Regions from separate parts of the Homo sapiens genome. Here region 1 is linked to region 2. A link is a contact called in ENCODE Hi-C or POLR2A ChIA-PET data. All regions are on one chromosome and are shown on one strand. The core of a region is the stretch at or near the end of the contact, and the rest is flanking DNA. Distances in the headings are between cores, read along the strand shown.

Region 1 (5,677 bases), core at 2,893-5,392, 270 kb before region 2:
GTGGTTGCAGTGAGCCGAGATTGCACCACTGCACTCCAGCCTGGGAGACAGAGGGAGACCCTCAAATAAAAGGAAAGATATGTAGTAGTAGCTGGTGAAGGAATGGGGTTCAGGGAAATGTTTCTTTCTTTTTTTTAAAATTAGAGAATCAATAGTATGTTTGTATGTTAATGGCAATAATCTAGTGGAAATAAAAAATGATTATATAGAGAAAGGGAATAATTGTTGGAACAATGTCATTGAGTTGAGGATAGGAGATGGGTTCTAGTGCATAGAGAATGCTTTAGTATAAGAGTATGGATTATTCTTTCGATACTTAGCAGGAGGGAAGAGTATGAAAGTGCAAATAATGGAAGGGGGATAGATGTGTTAGTGGGAATTTGTAGAAGTTGCAAAGGATTCCAATAAGGAGAAAAAAGAACACATAACAAAGATTTAGAAATCAGAATGGCTTTGGATTTCTCAATGGTAACACTAGAATCTAACAGATAAGGGGGCCAAGGCTTTAAAAACCTAAGGGAAGATAGCTTGTAACTCAAGAATTCTATACTTAACCAAACTATTATTAAGTGAGGGTAGATTAAATGCATTTTCAAACACAGGAGGTGTGCTAGATATCTTGTTTGCCCCTTGAGATCCTTCTCTATTCCCACTTTGTGCTCAGGGAGGTAGACCTGCATGGATTGCTTCACTTGGGTCTCTTGTCCTCTGGCTCCTGGTTGGGTTTGGTCAAAGGGCAACACTGGTGGGAGACCAGGGGGCAGAAAGAAAGGGATGGATACTGTGTTCCTTTACTGAAGACTATAAATCTTGGTGGGCAACACTTTCCTATAAGCTGCATCTCTCTCTGGATTCTAGTAAACATTCCTTCCTCTATCCCTTTCAAGCCTAAGGCTTCCTGCTGTTGCTAGTCCTATCTCTTCACACTGTTCACACCTTTGTAAACAGTCCCTTTATTAAGCTTTCCTCTAGCACCCCCTTAAGAATGCCATTTTTCCTCTGGTTGACCTTGACTGGATACACTGGTGTCCAAAGACTTACCAGTGAGCCTTTTTATCAGAAAACTATTGGGGGAAGTTCTCCACTAAAACAAGAAGACACAAGATTGAGGCAAAGGGAATCTTCTGAACAATGGTGAAAGATCACAGGATGACAGCTGTGTATTCAGTTTCAGAATAACCAACTCAGAATGGAGCAGGCTAGAAGGTTCTTAAAGGTGTCTTTAAGAAGGTAAAATTGTTAAAATACCTAACAAGGAGTTTTACACAGCTGGGACGGGAATTTGAAACTGAATTAAAGACATGGAAATCTAAGCAAATGAAAAAGAAGATGGTTGGCCGGGCGCAGTGGCTCACGCCTGTAATCCCAGCACTTTGGGAGGCCAAGGCGGGTGGATCACCTGAGGTCAGGAGTTTGAGACTAGGCTGACCAACAAGGTGAAACGCCGTTTCTACTAAAAATACAAAAATTAGCCAGGTGTGTTGGCAGGCACCTGTAGTCCCAGCTACTCGGGAGGCTGAGACAGGAGAATTGCTTGAACCCAGAAGGCGGAGGTTGCAGTGAGCCGAGATCGCACCAATGCACTCCAGCCTAGGCGATGGAGCAAGACTCCGTCTCAAAAAAAAAAAAAAAAAAAAGAAAAAAGAAAAACAAGATGGTTATTAATTTTAGATGTAAGAAAACATTGGGCAATAAAGAAAAAGCAATCATAGTATAGAAAACAGGTCAATTATAAAACAGCATTTATGCAACAAAAATTCCAAGGGACTGATGAATTATTTCCTTTTATAGACTTCCTCATAATATATAGCTTCCCTATTTTTGTAATGTAGAGGTTTTCACAGAAGGTATTTACCAGAATAGCATCTAAAATTACGAGGACATTTATTTTAACATGGTTTGGCCTAGGTCATTTTACAGACTAGACAGTAAAAAATCTCAGCTTATCTATAAACTTCTGATCTGTGTGACCTGGGGTAGGTTACTTAATTTTGCTGACCCTTACAAAGTATGAGGATTGCAAATACAACACACAGAGTGCCTGGCACATAGTAGGCATTCATAAATGACCACTTTTGTCAGCCACCTTAATGGAAGAATGCTGGATAGGGATATTATAAAACCACAAGGAATACAACTTTGACCTCAATTTAGGTGGGTAGTTGAGCATCTGGAAGTCATGAGGTGTTGAAGCCTGACACTATTATAAAAGTAAACACTTCTCAGACTAAGCAAATATGATATGGAACTGACAACAAAATTGAGGGGAAAATGCTCTGAGGAAGATGACTGAAAGAATAAAGTACAGAGTAAAATGGCTTTCAGAGGGGCCAAGAGCAGTATACAGCTCTCCTTTAGAACAGTAACATAAAGACTCAGCTTCTCCTGGGGGTCTCCATCCTGCTTTGTGCCACAGAAAGTGTAGGACTACTGGGGAGGGTTCTGGTTCCTTTCTTAAGTATATAAACAACAAAATCAAAAGTTTTATTTTATTTATTTATTTATTTATTTAGTGACAGGGTCTTGCTCTGTCATCCAGGCTGGATTGCAGTGGCATGATCACAGTTCACTGCAGCCTCGACCTCCTGGACTCAGGTGATCCTCCCACCTCAGCCTCCTAAATAGCTGGGACTATAGGCACACACCACCACGCTTGGCTAATTTTTTGTAGAGCCGGGGTTTCGCCATGTTGCCCAGGCTGGTCAAGAACTCCTGGGCTTAAGCAATCTGCCTGCCTTGGCCTCCCAAAGCGCTGGCATTACAGGTGACAAAGAATTTTAGCTCCAAGAGTTCTTTAGGCCCATCACTTCTAGAGGTTGGTCAGATATTAATGGTGTGAAAGGTAAAGAAAGTCATTGATAACAATTAACATGTGGTAAGCGCTTAAGATTTGCCAGTCGTTATTCTAAGCCATTTTACATGAATCATCCCGTTTAATCTCAATAACAACTCTAAGTTCTTTTATCCTCATTTGACAGATAAGGAAACTGAGACTCACGGAGGTTAAGTAAATTGCCTAAGGTTACACAGCCAGTAAACTCGAAGAGCTAGACCTGAACTCAGATTTGCCAGCCTCCAAAGGCTTCCAGACTTCTAACCGTAATGCTAATATATAGCAAATAGTCTTTAGTTGTGGATTTTCTCACTAGCATAACAGCATTGATCAGGCCATATTCTAGCAAGTGATTTTCAAATATGAAGTGACAGAGATAACATACAAAGGCCAGGCAATTTTAAGCAAATGCTCTTACAGGTGTACTAGGACAGAGCCTTAAAACCAATGACTCCTTCTAAACATGGAGTTCAGACATTCAAATACCTTTACCTAGTAAAGTTCTAATAGAAAAGGAGTTATTTTAGGGCTAGTATAAGTCCATCCATGTATTCCCAGTGTCAACTGTGCTCGACGTAGTAAGTGTGGAATCAATGTCTAGTGACCGGTTAGATGACCCGCATAGTGGATCTTTTCAAATCTCACATGGAGGATCTCATACAAAAACATTAAGAACATTAAAGCAAGCCCTGACAATAATTTTTAAAAAATAACAGTCTATTTCCAGGGTAAACAATTACTTTGTCACGCCGCTGCTTAGGGGCTCGGAGAACCTGCTTCTGATGTGGGTCCAGGTTGAGGAACACTTCGCCACTTGAGAACGCAAATAAAGTCCAGAAATCCAGGACCACAGCAATACTCCAGCCCAGGGTTGCAGGGCAGCCTCTTTACCAGCCGGGCGACCCATTTCTATCTTGGCGCCGGCGAAGCGCCGGTTTGGGCGGGGGACCGCTCTCAGCCTGAACAGTGGGTGGGCCGGCAATGACAATGCAGGAATTCCGCGCAGGCCGCAGGGTTTGGGGACCTGTCTGAAGGGTGGGAGGGAGCACTTTTCACCTGACACACCCAACCCCCCTGCCGCAGCCCAGGGCCGCGGATGAGCGGAAGGAAAGCACTTCCATACTGTCAGATCACTGGGCTTCAGTTGCAGCATAGCGGCCCACCCCGCCGCCCGCGTACGCTCAGCCCCTCAGCGCCGGCCAGGCAGCCACGCACGCGCAGTCCGTTCTCGCTCGCTCCATCAGTCCTGGCCCGGCCCGGGGCCCCGCCCCCGCAGGCCCCGCCCCGCTCCCGTGCGCTGAACGCCCCATATCCGGGTTCCCGCCGCCTCCACCGCCACCGCCTCAGCCGCCTCGCACATTTAGTCTTGCCGGGAGTGGTGTGATTCCCGACCAAGATGGCGGCCGTGGGGCGAGTCGGCTCCTTCGGTTCTTCTCCGCCGGGATTATCCTCGACTTACACTGGCGGCCCCTTGGGCAACGAGATAGCGTCGGGCAACGGTGGCGCCGCGGCAGGCGACGACGAGGACGGGCAGAACCTTTGGTAACGACTCCACCTCTCCCTCAGCCCCCGCTGGCTCCCCCGGCCTTGCGCGGACGCCTCGGGATCCCGTGCCCGCTGGAGCTCGGCGCCGGGCCCGGCCACTGCGTTCCCGGCAGCCCCATCCCCGGCGCGCCGAGGCCGGGTCCGTCCCTCCCGCGCTGCGGCTCCGGCCTCCGGCCTCACCGTACGCCTTGCTTCCCGTTAGGTCCTGCATCCTCAGCGAGGTCTCCACCCGCTCGCGCTCCAAGCTCCCTGCGGGGAAGAACGTGCTACTGCTGGGTAAGTGTTCCCTGCCTCGCCCCGCCCCGCCCGGCCCCCAGCGGCCCGGGGTACCTGGTCCGCGGGCTAGCTCGCTGGCTCTCTTTGTGCGGACAGCCGGCCCAGCCCCGCCCCGCCTCGCCTCCCGACCTGTCGCGGATGGCTGGGAGAGAAGGGGAACACGAGACCCTTGACCCAGGACCTGCGGGGACCCGCCCTCCCTCAGGTTCCTCCTCCTCCTCCCCGGTATATGGGGGTGGCCCTGACAGCTTCCCCTGGGAAGGACAGAATTCGATCGCTCATCTGAGGGATTCTCGTGGCCTGGGGTTTATCTAGAAAATGACAGGTTTTCTTTCATCACAAAAATTGGTAGCAGGAGGCTCTTTGCGAGAGCTGCAGCGCAAATGGCATGCCATTAATATTTAATAGCTGACTCTTTGTATAATTGACAGAAGCTAGAACTAAGACCTGGCGATAAATGTTCTTGATTCAGCGTTCTCTGGTACAATGTGCTCGTGTTGCAGCTACCTTAACTGTCACATATAATTCTGAAATTTGTAAAGGGCAGTAGAACACAACTTTCTAGTTAAGTCTTTTCAGCCAAATGGATGTAATAAGGAGAAACGGTCCAGTGTCAGTTCTCCTGATTGTTCTGTATCTCCTCGGCTCTCTGGAAGTTGTGTATTCTGTTTCTTTAGTGACTCTGGGGGTGGGGATAGAGGACTGAGGGAGAATAGTTCGCAGATTCGCATTTTTCTAGGCTTAGCTCCTGAATCATTTATAGGAGAAATTTCTCTATATAGCTCTTTACATGCGAGATAACTGAAGTTTGGCTTATACGATGATTAAATTTAAAAACTTTGGTATTTGGTGTCGGCTCAATACCAGAGTTTTTTGTTGTTGTTGTTGTTGTTTTGGTTATATCCATCTAAAAACAGGAAACAAGAAGTCAAATACTACTTGATAGGCTGCGTGGTTAAATATGAATGTTTACATAGAAAAAATTACTTTTTTAATAGACTGCTGCCAAGCAAGAATATATGA
Region 2 (5,360 bases), core at 2,784-5,283:
GGCTCACCACAACCTCCGCCTCCCAGGTTCAAGCAATTCTCCTGCCTCAGCCTCCCAAGTAAATGGGATTACAGGCATGTGCCACCACGCCCAGCTAATTTTTTGTATTTTTAGTAGAGATGGGGTTTCTCCATGTTGGTCAGGCTGGTCTTGAACTCCCGACCTCAGGTGATCCACCCACCTCAGCCTCCCAAAGTGCTGGGATTACAGGCGTGAACCACCGTGCCCAGCCTAAAAGAATATTTTATAACATAAAATGAAATATGAAAATGCTATGAAATCCAAATTTCAGTGTCTCTAAATAAAGTTTTATTGGAACAGTGTTAGGGCTCAGAAGACAATACCCTAAAGTAAGGGCTCAGAAGCAGTTTTTCTCTGACCTTGTCCTGCTTGCCTCTCAGCCTCATTCCCCCTTTCCCCCAAAAAGGCAAGCACAGATATTAGAATCCCTCTTCCCCAATGGAGATCATGGAAACCAAAACCCTTTTCCCCAAAGCCAGCCATAAAATCTAAAAATTTCCCCTACTTTTCTGTGTAAGAATTGGCCACAAAGAAATAATCTGACTGACCTTGTTTGGTTGTAGTTCATAAGACCCCCATTCCAGAAAGGGTCCTGCCCCATACCTGGAAGGAAATTATGCTGCAGAGAGTCCAAGAAGAATCTGAACAGACAGCCCTTGCTGGGTTCCCCCGCTCAGCCTATTAGCATTAGATCACACCCTTTTGGTCCAACCACAGTTCCACACAGCTATCCATTCATCATCAAACTGAAGCATAAAAATGGATAGCTTCCCCTGTATCTTTGGGTCTTCGATCTGAAGACTGCTGTGTCACGCAAAAGTATGATCAAAGAAATGTGTTATGCTTTTGTCTGTTAACCTTTTTGTTATAGAGGTGCTGGCCATGATTTTTATGATGGAGAAGAAAGGCATCATCCCTTTTCAGCACCTACAGTGGCTGTATCCATTCAGTTATGTATTACCCGTGGCTGCTTTCACACTATGATGGCAGAGTTAAGTAGCTACAGACAGTACATATTTTGGCCTACAAAGCCCAAAATATTTACTATCTGGCAGTCTGCAGAAAAACATTGCTACATTTTCCCCTAGATTATTAGATGATCTTTGCTGGGTTTGTCAGACAATGTTCTAGTAGGATATTAAAAGGGCACTCAGTCATCTTCCTGAACTTTTTTCTAAGTTTCAAGTACATTTTTCTTGAAGACTACCGTCAATGATAATTTAATTATAAATTTAAAAATAAAGAAGAGTATAACTGAATCATTTGTAACTCAAAGGATAAATGCATGAGGGAATAGATACCTCATTTTCCAAGATGTGATTATTACGCACTGCATGCCTGCATCAAAACATCTCATGTACCCCAGGTACATAAGCACCTACTATGTAGCCACAAAAATTAAAAAATTATTTTTCTTAAAAATGACCTAATACCAGATTATATTTTCCTCTTGAATCAATGACTCCTATAAAAGGAAAGTTGATCTCTGGTGTAGAGACAGTTGAGCTAAATAGAATCTTGGCATTTCAATGGTTAAACCAAGTACTTCAACAAGTTTACAAAATACAGAGTAACCTAAGCCAATATTTTCATTGATTCAAACCAATGGTCCCTTTTAAATTCTTCTCCAAAAGGAAGGAGTAGAAGGAAGAAAAATTAACATTTGGAAATCGTGCCTTGAAATTTTCTCACCTTACACTGTATGATAATACAGGCTCTAGGCCCATGGGCTGTTTTCTATGAAAATACGTCAGGACTCTTTGAGGTGTGATCCCAAGAGGGATTTGAAGCAGCAATCTGAGCGGGGCACAGTGTTTCGTGTCTATAATCCCAACTGTTTGGGAGGCTGAGGTGGGAGGATCATTTGAGCCCAGAAGTCCAAGAGCGGCTTGGGCAACATAGCCTGGACCCCTGTCTCTAAAAAAAAAAAAATATATATATATATACATATATATATATATATGTGTGTGTGTATGTGTGTGTGTGTGTATGTGTGTATATATATGTATGTGTGTGTATATATATGTGTGTGTGTATATACACACACACATATATATACACATACACACGTGTATATATATATATATATTAGCTGGGTGTGGTGGCGCATGCCCCTAGTCCCAGCTGCTTGGGAAGCTGAGGTGGGAGGATTGCTGGAGCTCAGGAGAAGGCTGCAGTGAGCTGAGATCGCACCACTGCACTCCAGCCTGGGTGACAGAGTGAAACCCTGTCTCAAAATTTTTTTTAAAAAGCAGCAATCTGATAAGGAGCCGAATGATAGGAGAGCAAGTGAAATATGAAGTCAGGATTGTTTCAATTTAATTAGCAGAAGCTGGATATAAGAAAAATATCTAGCAAGGATCGCCCTGGAAAGAGACCAAGAGTGCTCATTCTGAAATTTTTTAAAGAGAATGAAAGATTTCAGAAAGTAAAAAAAAAAAAAAAAAAAGGGGGGTATGTTTATAGTATCTCTGTATTTTAGATCCTCAAATATTTATATAGAGTTTTTAATTAGGGGCTGGACGTGATGGCTCACGCCTGTAATCCCAGCACTTAGGGAGGCCAATGCGGGTGGATTGCTTGAGATCAGGAGTTTGAGACCAGCCTGGCCAACATGGCAAAACCTGTCTCTACCAAAAATGCAAAAATTAGCTGGGCATGGTGGTGGGAGCCTGTAGTCCCAGCTACTGGGGAGGCTGAGATAGAATTGCTTGAACCTGGGAGGCAGAGGTTGCAGTGAGCCCAGATTGTGCCACTGCACTCCAGCCTCAGCGACAGAACGAGACTCCAGCCACTGCCCCCCACCCCCAACCAAAAAAAAAAAAAAAGTTTTTAGTTAAGAGATTAGAGAGCTTTTGTTGGAGTTCTGAGCAATGGCTGCTGCTGATGACCATGAAACCAGTTGAAGAACACAAGCCAGACTTCTTTACCTTGGTGCTTGAGTTTCTCATCATCTCCAATTTTTAAAATGTTATTCTTATCCAGGGTTCCCTCATAAACACTTCAAGTCCTTAAATTAACACTCAGTCCATTTTCCCAAATCCTTCCCACACACAAACCTTATTTTCCCACCCACAGACCTGTATTTTAAAATGCCAAATCCCCCTGAGTTTAAGAACTTGTCTTTCCTTAACTTCCACAAGCTGGTAATTAACTTTCCAAATGAGGCTGGTGAGCAATAGAAGAAATTGTTATCTTTCACCATCAATGTTTTGCACAAGATGCTGTGATGACACTGCTGGGATTTCAGACAGACAAAGCAGCCTGGAGTGTCTGCGCCACCCCAGACGGGGCTGCTGCTAGCCACAGCATTCTCTGTGCAAGGTTACCACTGTATTCCCCAAGGTGAGCTTTAGTCACAAATGTTGGTTCACAGATAAGAATAGCCTCATCAAAAGTTTAGGTACAGGCCAGGCACGGTGGCTCACGCCTGTAATCCCAACACTTCGGGAGGCATAGGTGGGTGGATCACCTGAGGTCAGGAGTTGGAGACCAACCTGGCTAACATGGTGAAACCCCACCTCTACTAAAAAATGCAAAAATTAGCTGGGTGCAGTGGCGGGCGCCTGTAATCCCAGCTACTTGGGAGGCTGAGGCAGGAGAATCACTTGAACCCAGGAGGTGGAGGTTGCAGTGAGCCGAGATTGTACCACTGCACTCCAGCCTGGGCAACAAGAGTGAAACTCCATCTCAAAAATAAATAAATTAAAAAAATAAAGTTTAGATATCCCTAGACTGTGTACATTCAAGGTGAGGAAATGATGTAATCTTTCTTTGAACCCAGAGGGCAATTTTTCTAAAATCATCTTTTTGCATCAACACATCCTAAGGGGATGTTTTTCTCTCTGTTCAATGGCTAGACCACAAACCTTCCAGAAAAACAACCATCCTATGAGAGCAAACACACGGGGAGGGAGTGGAGAAGGCATCCTCAGGATCCCTTATTTACAATAACGAAAATGTGGAGGTCATGGTGGACGGCTCTGCTGCCCTCTACTGGCCATGTCAAGCATCATCAGCCACAATAACACACAGTCTGCCGCCCTGGTTTTTCCCTTTGTGGTTTTAATTAGGCACTGCTCTTCCCGAGGAAAACCTGGGTGAGAGAGGCAGGAGGCCCCCACCCATGGAACCTCAGATCTGGATGGAACATCTAATGCAACATGGGCACATTACACAACCCTAAGGGGTGCCATTCCTGTGGAATACATCAACAGAGCTCTTGCACTTAAGCAATCCTGCAGCCCCAGTGGGTCATTTAATAAATGCCCCAGAATGGTAAGTGATCATTCCAGGGTCATCAGACCTGTGATGGACCAGAAGCAGGACCTGTTGCTTGCCTCAAGGGAGTGGCAAAGGGAAACAAGATTCCTACAAAGGAAAACAGGTTCCGACTGGGCTGGCCCCAGTGAGGAGAGCCAAGTCAGAACATGTATCCACTTCCTATTCTACGCTTCAACTATCCATCTGTCTAGCCATAACTCATTGTGCCAGGTACTCATTGCAGATACATACCACCAGATGGGAGAGACAAGCCTACTCCGGAGGGGGCTGAACAATTAGGGAGATTCAGACAAGTAAACCAGCAATTACCCTATAATGCTGTAGAAGTCTGGGTCAGGTGTGGTAGCTCATGCCTGTAATCCCAGCACTTTGGGAGGCCGAGGTGGGAGGATCACTTGAGCTCAGGAATTCAAGACCAGCCTGGGCAACATAGTGAGACCTCATCTTTATTTAAAAAAAAATAAAAAATAAAAGGCTGAAGCAAAGAAGTCCTGATTGTTACTGAGCACAGAGCTGGAGGGGCACACAACACAGACTGAGAGGTGGGAAAATCAAGGATGGTTTCCTGAAGACAGTGACATCCAAGACAGAACAAAAGGATTTAAAGGATATATAGATATTAGCCAGGTGAGGTGGGCATGGAAACCATTACAGGCAAGTGGAATAACAGGTAGAATAAAGCAGAGATGAGACAGCATGGAACATTTTAGGAACTGGAGGTCCAGTGGAGCTGGAACGTAGGGTGGATAGATATCCAGGCAACAAACAAAGCCAGATAGAAAGGCAGGCCCCGGATCACACAGGGCCTTGCAGTCCAGGAAAGGAGTCTGAACCATAGCCCGGAGGCCATGAGGAGCTGCTAGGGGTTTAAGCAGAGGGGAGACATTAATAGATGTGGGTATGGGTTTCCTCCATCATACTAGGCTCTGAAGAGGTTCCATGAAGGGCAGTCATCCTTCCTGCCCCCAAGGAACTTACAGTTCCTCAACTTAACAAAATGATATACAATAGTTGGATCTATGCTTACTACTGAATCATTTACTTCTATTCATTGG

What was found. Hi-C counts contacts between places; a loop is a spot of excess contacts on that map. ChIA-PET counts read pairs that join two places held with the same protein, here RNA polymerase II (POLR2A). Pooled maps may share reads with other maps.
Region 1: a loop to region 2 is called in a pooled map, with 7 times the contacts of the local background. The contact joins the promoter of DYNC1LI1 here to the enhancer-like site in region 2. A Hi-C loop is called at or near these places in 2 of 168 maps with a recorded cell type or tissue (breast epithelium and naive thymus-derived CD4-positive, alpha-beta T cell) and 11 of 50 pooled maps. POLR2A ChIA-PET finds 5 or more read pairs at or near these places in 2 of 52 experiments (activated T-cell and endothelial cell of umbilical vein).

Annotation. Positions count from the first base shown.
Region 1 is chr3:32,569,323-32,574,999 of GRCh38, reverse strand. It overlaps DYNC1LI1 (dynein cytoplasmic 1 light intermediate chain 1), which reads left to right and starts at 4,142. Exons shown (of 13, transcript NM_016141.4): 1 at 4,142-4,375; 2 at 4,581-4,654. The coding sequence starts at 4,230. RefSeq lists silencers at 3,945-4,204, 4,385-4,874 and an enhancer at 4,149-4,934.
Region 2 is chr3:32,295,549-32,300,908 of GRCh38, reverse strand. All of the region lies in intron 1 of CMTM8 (CKLF like MARVEL transmembrane domain containing 8), which reads right to left. Among named protein-coding and RNA genes, the nearest start is that of CMTM8, 60 kb to the right of the region's middle. Within about 2 kb of position 4,033, at least 2 of the 41 ENCODE cell types and tissues checked have a DNase peak (open chromatin) inside an H3K27ac peak, as active enhancers do.